2 separate regions of the Homo sapiens genome follow, and region 2 is linked to region 1. A link is a contact called in ENCODE Hi-C or POLR2A ChIA-PET data. All regions are on one chromosome and are shown on one strand. Each heading gives the region's core, a stretch centred on a gene start or an enhancer-like site at or near the end of the contact. The rest is flanking DNA. Distances are from core to core; before and after follow the strand shown. Region 1 overlaps COBLL1 (cordon-bleu WH2 repeat protein like 1). Region 2 overlaps COBLL1 (cordon-bleu WH2 repeat protein like 1).

The links. Hi-C counts contacts between places; a loop is a spot of excess contacts on that map. ChIA-PET counts read pairs that join two places held with the same protein, here RNA polymerase II (POLR2A). Pooled maps may share reads with other maps.
Region 2: a loop to region 1 is called in a map of MCF 10A, with 7 times the contacts of the local background. The contact joins two enhancer-like sites. A Hi-C loop is called at or near these places in 7 of 168 maps with a recorded cell type or tissue (HAP-1, MCF 10A, heart right ventricle and 4 more) and 4 of 50 pooled maps. POLR2A ChIA-PET finds 5 or more read pairs at or near these places in 2 of 52 experiments (BJ and MCF 10A).

What each region holds. Positions count from the first base shown.
Region 1 is chr2:164,736,501-164,740,395 of GRCh38, forward strand. All of the region lies in intron 3 of COBLL1 (cordon-bleu WH2 repeat protein like 1), which reads right to left. Among named protein-coding and RNA genes, the nearest start is that of SNORA70F, 51 kb to the left of the region's middle. Within about 2 kb of position 1,356, at least 5 of the 41 ENCODE cell types and tissues checked have a DNase peak (open chromatin) inside an H3K27ac peak, as active enhancers do; they include heart right ventricle, where a contact is called at or near this core.
Region 2 is chr2:164,825,259-164,829,274 of GRCh38, forward strand. All of the region lies in intron 2 of COBLL1 (cordon-bleu WH2 repeat protein like 1), which reads right to left. Among named protein-coding and RNA genes, the nearest start is that of COBLL1, 15 kb to the right of the region's middle. Within about 2 kb of position 1,418, at least 11 of the 41 ENCODE cell types and tissues checked have a DNase peak (open chromatin) inside an H3K27ac peak, as active enhancers do; they include heart right ventricle, where a contact is called at or near this core.

The DNA.
Region 1 (3,895 bases), core at 106-2,605:
ACTAAATGTAAAAAGCCCCACAATTTTTAGAAAGTCACCACTTTGGACTCTATCTGGTTGTTTATCTTAGGTGTTATACTCAGAGCTAATTATAAATAATTACCATCATAAAAATTGTGATTTAAGAACACACCTACTAAACACACATACATGCCCCTTATAAAAACAAAAATACTACAAATATATCTCACTATAATTGGGGCAATTTGAATATAGACAAAGGATAACATTTTATTGACATGAAAGATGGAAATCATTAACTGAAAAAAAGCAGGTTACAAATAGCACGTACAATATAATACCATATTGTTGTAAAAAAGAAGTGCACATATAGATGGGTGTACATATATGTGCATGCCTAAGAATAAAAGGCTAGACACTGCAATGTTAGAAGTTGCAATCTGCCTGCTTAATGAAATTGCATTTACAATTTTTTGGCTTATCTGTATTTTCCAACTTTCTAAAACATCTAACTATTGCACTTGTAATCACAAAAATTTAAAAACTAAAATTAGTGCTGAGCACGGTGGCTCACATCTGTAATCCCAGCACTTTGGGAGGCCAAGGCAGGACAATCACTTGAGCCCAGAGTTTGAGGCTGCAGTGAGCTATGATTACACCACTGCACTCCAGCCTGGGCAATGGAGTGAGACCCTGTCTCTAGAAAAATTTAAAAATTAAATTAAGTTAAAAAACTGAAATTAAAAAGGGTCATTATTATAAGGTGTAGACGCCAGGAAAGCAAAGGGAAGAGGGTGGCCCTGCCAGGAACAATGTTCTGAGGACATTTGTGAATACTTTGTCACCCCTTTCCCAACCAGGGGAGCAGGCAGGTGACAGAGGCTGACATTCTCCTGGGCTCAGAGCCATGGGGGACATGGGAGGGCAATGACAGAACCTAGATGACAGGATGATTAAAAACTCAAATAGTACCGATTAAAAACTCAAGTAGTACTGTTATGTCTAGGTACTTGCACAGTTAAAATGCCAACTTTTGTTTTAGGCAATTACAGCAGAATAAGGATCTAAACCAAAATTTAAGCATCTTATATAGTTAAACATGGTTTGTACCACCCTATAGATTTTTGACAGTTAAAAAAAAATTACCCTGCTATAAACATATATTTATCACACATTTGTCATCACTGGACACTTCTCAATAAATATAAATATGACGTGAACTTCAGAAATTTTTCTAGATCCATACTGTTGTTACTCTCGTTTTTTCAGCAAAAATCCCACACCGATCCCTTTATCTTGTCATTTTTCATAGTCTACTTTTTCCCAATAGGTGGCGCTGTAATCCATGTAAAATGCTCCCGAGTTCCTCAGCGGACCAACCCTATGCCAGGCAAAACCGCGGGCTTAGGCTCAACTCTGCTGTAAACTGGTGCTATGGGACAGGTAAATCAGGCTGAAAAGCATGTGCGACATGTCTCTGGGTTATTTTATGTGAAAAGCCCAGAGAGGTGAGGTGACTTGCTTGAGATCACACAGCAAGTCTAGAACAAACTGTAACTTCTAGTTGGGACTTCTAGCTTGGAGTTCTGTGCTTTCTTTGTGTTTTCAATTATGACATCTCACATGTGCTCCAATCAAAACAAATTCCTATTTGTGGTAAGGGCGTAAAAGAAATATCTTCCTCTGTTATAAATGGTGCTTATTTCTTCCTCCCTCTTGTAGGAAAGTGTGATAGCATGCCATTGAATGCTCTCTCAACAGGCTAAGAAGGATTCGTGTCAATCTTTTCAGATTTCCCAAAATGAACATTTTGCTTTAAAAGTTTAGCCTGGAGAAAGGGAAAAGAGGAAAAAGGAACTAATACTTATTCAATGAGGAATAATTACCTATGAAGCTGATACCCGACTATAAGATGAAGACCATATACAGATCATATACAAATGTACCCACATATTTCCTTATTCTATGTGGTTTCTATATCTGTTTAGTCTATAAGCTCACTTTCATTAAAAATTAACTTTTCCCAAGTACTAGCAGACACCACTGCTTATGCTGTTGTGAAGTATAGCATTTTCTGAGAAGAAGAGCCACGAGTTCTGTAACAGTAGTCCTTTAATGTTCATTTCTAGAAAGGCAAGGAACTGCTTTGACTGGTGAAAAAGATGTTTATCGATTATATACATGATACACAGACACACAGAAACAGGTTGAGTATCCCTCATCCAACATTCTTAAGGCATGAAGTGTTTTACATTTCACATTTTTTTTCAGATTTTGAAGTATTTGCATTACACGAGTTGAGCATCTCTAATCTGGAAATCCAAAATTTGAAATGCTCCAATAAACATTTCCTTTGAGCATCATATTCACACTCAAAAAGTTTTGGAATTTGAAGCATTTGAGATTTTGGATTTGGTATACACAGTCTATACACAGACGCACACATTTATATATGTGTGCAAACATATATACATACATACACATAGACATACACACACATACATCTATACTACACTGTATCTTATATATAAATTAAATATTTTAATTCCTCCTTCTTTCAGTCCAACCATCCATGATATTAGGATATGCAGAAATGCCCAAGAGTTTTCAGGTTAGCATGGCAACCCCCGCCCAATGTAAGCAGAGCCTCACAAAGGCAAGATAGTAGAGACATGGTGACTTTTGGTCATTAAAGAGATGGCATCACTAAGTTCTGGTACCAAAAATAGTTGAGCTGGCAGATGGCTACCAACCTAATTCAGGATAATAAGTTTCTCCCTGAGCATAAAGTCTGTGACCACCGCCAACCCCACTGTGTTTCCTAATCTGAACAAGCTCTTTGGTGAAAATCAATGTACAAACAAGTGCGTTCTTCTGAAGATACCACTGTGCACTCACATTCCCCAAAATAGAACATCCTGAGCCCACCTGTGCATGAGATCTATGGGGGGACTTTCCAAAAATATTCCCCAAGAACACATTTTGAGTGGGAAACTTATTTCTGAAAAGTGAACTGAGGCATATAAGTTTCTGAAATCTGTACTTCCGTCAAACATTGATAGTATTCTTCACAATAAAGGCATAAGAAATAGTACTACACTATCAAAATAAATATACAAGAAATATTCAGACAAATTCAGAAAGCATGGTCTCAAAAAACTGCATTGAAGTCTTTTCAGAGTTACATATAGAACTCTATTTATCTAAGAAACTCTCACACACTTAAAATTACCTCCACCAAATTCTTGTATTATTCTGTTGAGATTTTTCATATTCCTTTTATATGGTAGTAACAAAGCCATGAAGAAATTTTATTTTTGTCATTATGAGTCTTCCCATTAGGTAGTTAACATTTTTCAGTAGTAGTACATAATTTTCTATTTGAACATTTCTTTTTGTTGTTAAACAGTTTTGTGAAACAATGGGTCAGCAGCAGCTGTGACACTCAAGACATCCCTAATCACACTATTAAGATATCCCAAGTCACACTTTTAAGATATATCAAGTCAAACTCTAAAACATCTTGGATCGCATTAAGATATCCCAGAATCACACTCCTAAGATATTCAGAATCACACAACTACTTTAAATCACAAACACTTAAAATAGAAAATTAGTCATAGCATCAATGAGTCATGCCTGAATTATAAAACTACTGCGAACAAAGTCCCTAAATGAAACCCCATAGTAAAAACACTGATATACATGCTGGGCAACATGGGGAAATCCCATCTCTACAAAAAATACAAGAATTAGCTGGGCATGGTAGCACACGCCTGTGGTCCTAGCTACTTGGGAGGCTGGGGTGGGAAGATTGCTTGAGTCTGGGAGGCAGAAGCTGCAGTGAGTCCAGCTCTTACCACTGCACTCCAGCCTGTGTGACTGAAACCCCATCTAAACAAACAAACAAACAAAAACACTGATATAAATTCTA
Region 2 (4,016 bases), core at 168-2,667, 89 kb after region 1:
TATTCATTCAATCTCTGAAGCAATTAAGGCTCCATATTATTTTATATACTACTTGTGAAACATATTTATTATAAGGTAAATTTACCAGGAGCACCCTGATGCTTAAGAAACTTTCCAAGTGCAGAGTTTATGCATGGTTATAATTTATTCTACCTGAAAATTTCCATTACGTTTACTTAGGAAAAAAAATAGATCTTAATTATGTTGAGATTTTGATAGCAGCCAATTGCATTGAAAATATTGCTGTACAGTACATGGAAATTATAGAACAAAATCACTTTCTTCTTACATCAAAACTTAACCTGCAAGAAAATTTTTTAAAGTTTCTATATTACAACAAGCAGCGAATCCAGAAAAAAATACAAATCAATAAATCCATTTGACTGTATTTACTCTATTAAAAGCTTTTAGTCAAGGGTGCGTGAGGCTAATTTTCAGACTATGCCATCATGCTGCCACCATAGCTGAAAGAGTTACAGCTTTAAACAACCTGAAACAAATGCCACTCACTCTTATCCCCTGTACTAAGTGATGTGGTTGCAGTCATCCTGAGAGATGGAGGAGTCAGAAGTTATAGATTCCTCTTGCTCTTTTCAATAACTGAAGTCAGCTTCTTGACAGTTTTACAGCATTTGTGGTAAAGTATAATACCTCAATTTCTTGTTTACAGGAGGTAGGAAATCTGATTTTAATCCATGTGTAAAAAAAGTATATTCAATATATGATAACCTATGATTAGAATGGGTGTCTCAAGTTCCTACCTCCTCTTTGAGTAATGATGCTCGTGTATGACTTTACCATAGAAAATTTTCAGTCACTGCATATCAGTCTTAACAAAATCAAAGAAATGCAGTTAGAGTTACTTTCATCTTACATAAGAGAAAAGTGAAATATTCACCAGAATGGTGAAGCGAGGAAGTTACAATCACCTTGGTAGCATATTCCTAATCTCAGTGGGGGCATTTTTCTCCTCTAAAAGGGAATGTGATTTTCATTGAGATTAGTACACATTTTGCATTCAATGTGCCAAGAACAAGTTCCCTGCATCTGGCACAAGAAGTTTCACAGTGGACTTATGAACTTTCTAACCAACTTCATCCTCCACTTCCTGGGAGAGGCAAATGAGAACAGGGAGTGTACTGTCCTTCACTGGTTTCAAAATAGTACAATAATGATGTCCACATCACAGTCGCCTGTTTTCTAGCAATGTAGATAATATTTAAGATTTCACAAACATAAGCCAAATGCCTGGCATATACTGGTATTATTTTCACACTTTCATTCTGTATTACTATCCTCTTCCACAATAGAAGAAACTGTGGGTTAGAGAGGGGAAACAGTGCCTAAAGCCAGTAAGTGGCAGAGCACAGATGGAGGTCCAGGTCCTGTCTCCAAGCTCACTCTACAGTAGCTGCCTGCCAAGTGCTGCTATCTGACTTCCTGCTGGACCAGTTTTATTTGAAACCAAAACTAATGCTGTTAAATGCCAGAGTGCCAAGTGCACTGTTTCATTGCATCAGACAACTGTAAGGCAGCCGGCAGAGTTAAATGTAGAGTATTAGGCTTACTTAAAATGTTTTATGGAATACTTGATCCCATTAAATGATCATTTCTTTAAAGTTTTTTGTCTTTGTTTCGTTTTTTTTTTTGTTTCTCTCTCTTTTTTGTTTTGTTTTGTGGGTTTTTTGTTTTTTGTTTGTTTGTTTGTTTGAGACAGGGTCTCGCTCTATCACCCAGGCTAGAGTGCAGTGGCATGATTTTGGCTCACTGCAACCTCCACCTCCCTGGTTCAAGAGACTCTCGCTCCAGAGCCTCCAGAGTAGCTGAGATTACAGGCATGCACTACCATGCCTGGTTATTTTGTATTTTTAGTAGAGACGGGGATTCCCCATGCTGGCCAGGCTGGTCTCGAACTCCTGAACTCAAGTGATCCACCCACCTCGGCCTCCCAAAGTGCTGGGATTGCAGGCATAAGCCATCATGCCCGGCCCATTTCTTTAAGGTTTTTCTCATGGTAAATTCTGGCTTAGAATTTCATCTTATATGGGAATAATGTAAAATGTCGATTTGTTGCCAAAAACATTTATTTTTTTAAAAAGGACAAATGTGATTTCTACCATAATATTTGCAGTTTTGTAACCATTTTGAAGAGTAACACTCAAAAAACACCGGGAAGAAAGAATAAAAGAATACTCATACTTGTTTTTCTTTCCTATGTGCCCACATGACAATTGGATTTCTTGCATTTCTGAGACCTCTAAATTCTCATCTTTTCTTTCATGAGCTAGAAGAAAACACCTTCCATTATTTGGTCTTATTCTTCAGCTCATTATTGTTCACATCAAAAGACTAATGTCCTCTACCAAGTGAAGTCTGGAATCAAAATAGCAAGGCAATTGACAATTTAGATTTCAGGGTGTTGACACAAATGAGTATGAATTCTTATGTACTAGTCACACAATTAATGACTATTTCACTCTCAAACGTACAACCTGTTCTATAAATAAAATAGCACTCTGCTGTAATTATTCAAATGGGGATATTTAGGTTGTAAAAAATAATATACCCTTTATGTCTTGTTAAACAACCTTGCCCGTGATGGACAAAGTTTTTGGTTTCTCTAGATATAAAATGAAAATGTTATTCAGAATTTTCACTTATATAGTACTCTTAATGAAATGCACATTTCTTTCAAAAATACTATGGCAGGGAATAATCCTAAATGAGAAGCTCAAACCAAGAATGGAATTTTATAATAGAGTGCTGAGAGGTATAAAATAGTAATTTTAATGGTGTGGTATTTAATGGTGTCTTAATAACAATTCGTTGGTTAATGGCTATAAAAATGAATATTAATTACTCGGTTCAATACTCTGCATAACTGAGCTCCTATCGTTCCAATGGACAAGTAATTTGTCTCCATCTCCAACACTGACTTTTTGCTTGAGTTCACACAAACTCAAATACCACCTATCCAATAACTGATCATTGTTTCTAGGTATATGTGGAAATGATATTAAACCCTGCAAGTTACACAAAAGAAGGAATAAAGAATATGGCCTTTTCCTTTTAGGGTTTCACAACAAATTGTAAACTGCATAAAGGTTATTAAAATGACAACTCAATAGCAAAGGGTGAGTGAGGGGAATAAACCTAAATATCTATCAATAGGAGACTGGTTATATAAATTAAAATTCATCCCTACAAAGATATAATACATAGCTAGAAAAAAAATAAAGCTCTTTATGTAATAAAATGGAATAATTACAAAGTAGATTGTTAAGTAAAAAAGCAACGTATGAAGCAGCACTCACTGTGTATAAAAAAGGGAGAAATTATATACGTACACCCACTTGCTCATGAATATAAGGAGATGCACTAACCATACAGTAGCCACTACACACATCAGGCTCTCAAGCAACTGAGACGTGGCCAGCGTGACTAAGAAACTGACATTTTAACGGAATTAATTTACATTTCAAATCTGACTTGGCATAAAATATTTTTTTGTTAAAGACAACTTTATTGTTTTGAAAGACTTAGAATCATATAACCATGTGTCATGTAATATGTTACTTACATTAATTTTTTAATGTGGCTCCTAAAATATTTAAAATTGCATTTGTGGCTTATAGTTCCATTGGACGGTGCTAGTTTAGAATGCTACCAGGATTCAAAAGAACTCATAACACTGATTGCCTCTGTGAAGGAAGTGGGTGACAGGAACCAAGATGCTAGAAGGAGATGTCTCACCATTTTGTCATTTTTCTCTTTTGCTTTTTGTGACATTTGAATATGTTGCCTATTAGAAAAATAACGAATAAATAACATGACCCATAAATACCACTGGAAAGAACTGTCATCAGCACAACCATCAGTTTAATTTTGGATGAAATATTTTCCCCCACAATCAGATATGGTACTTTTGAAGGGGTTATATATAGTCTTTGGCAGAAAACACTTCATAATAACCTAAGATCACAGAAGTGCTCCACAAACAGTACCCGAGTTACAAA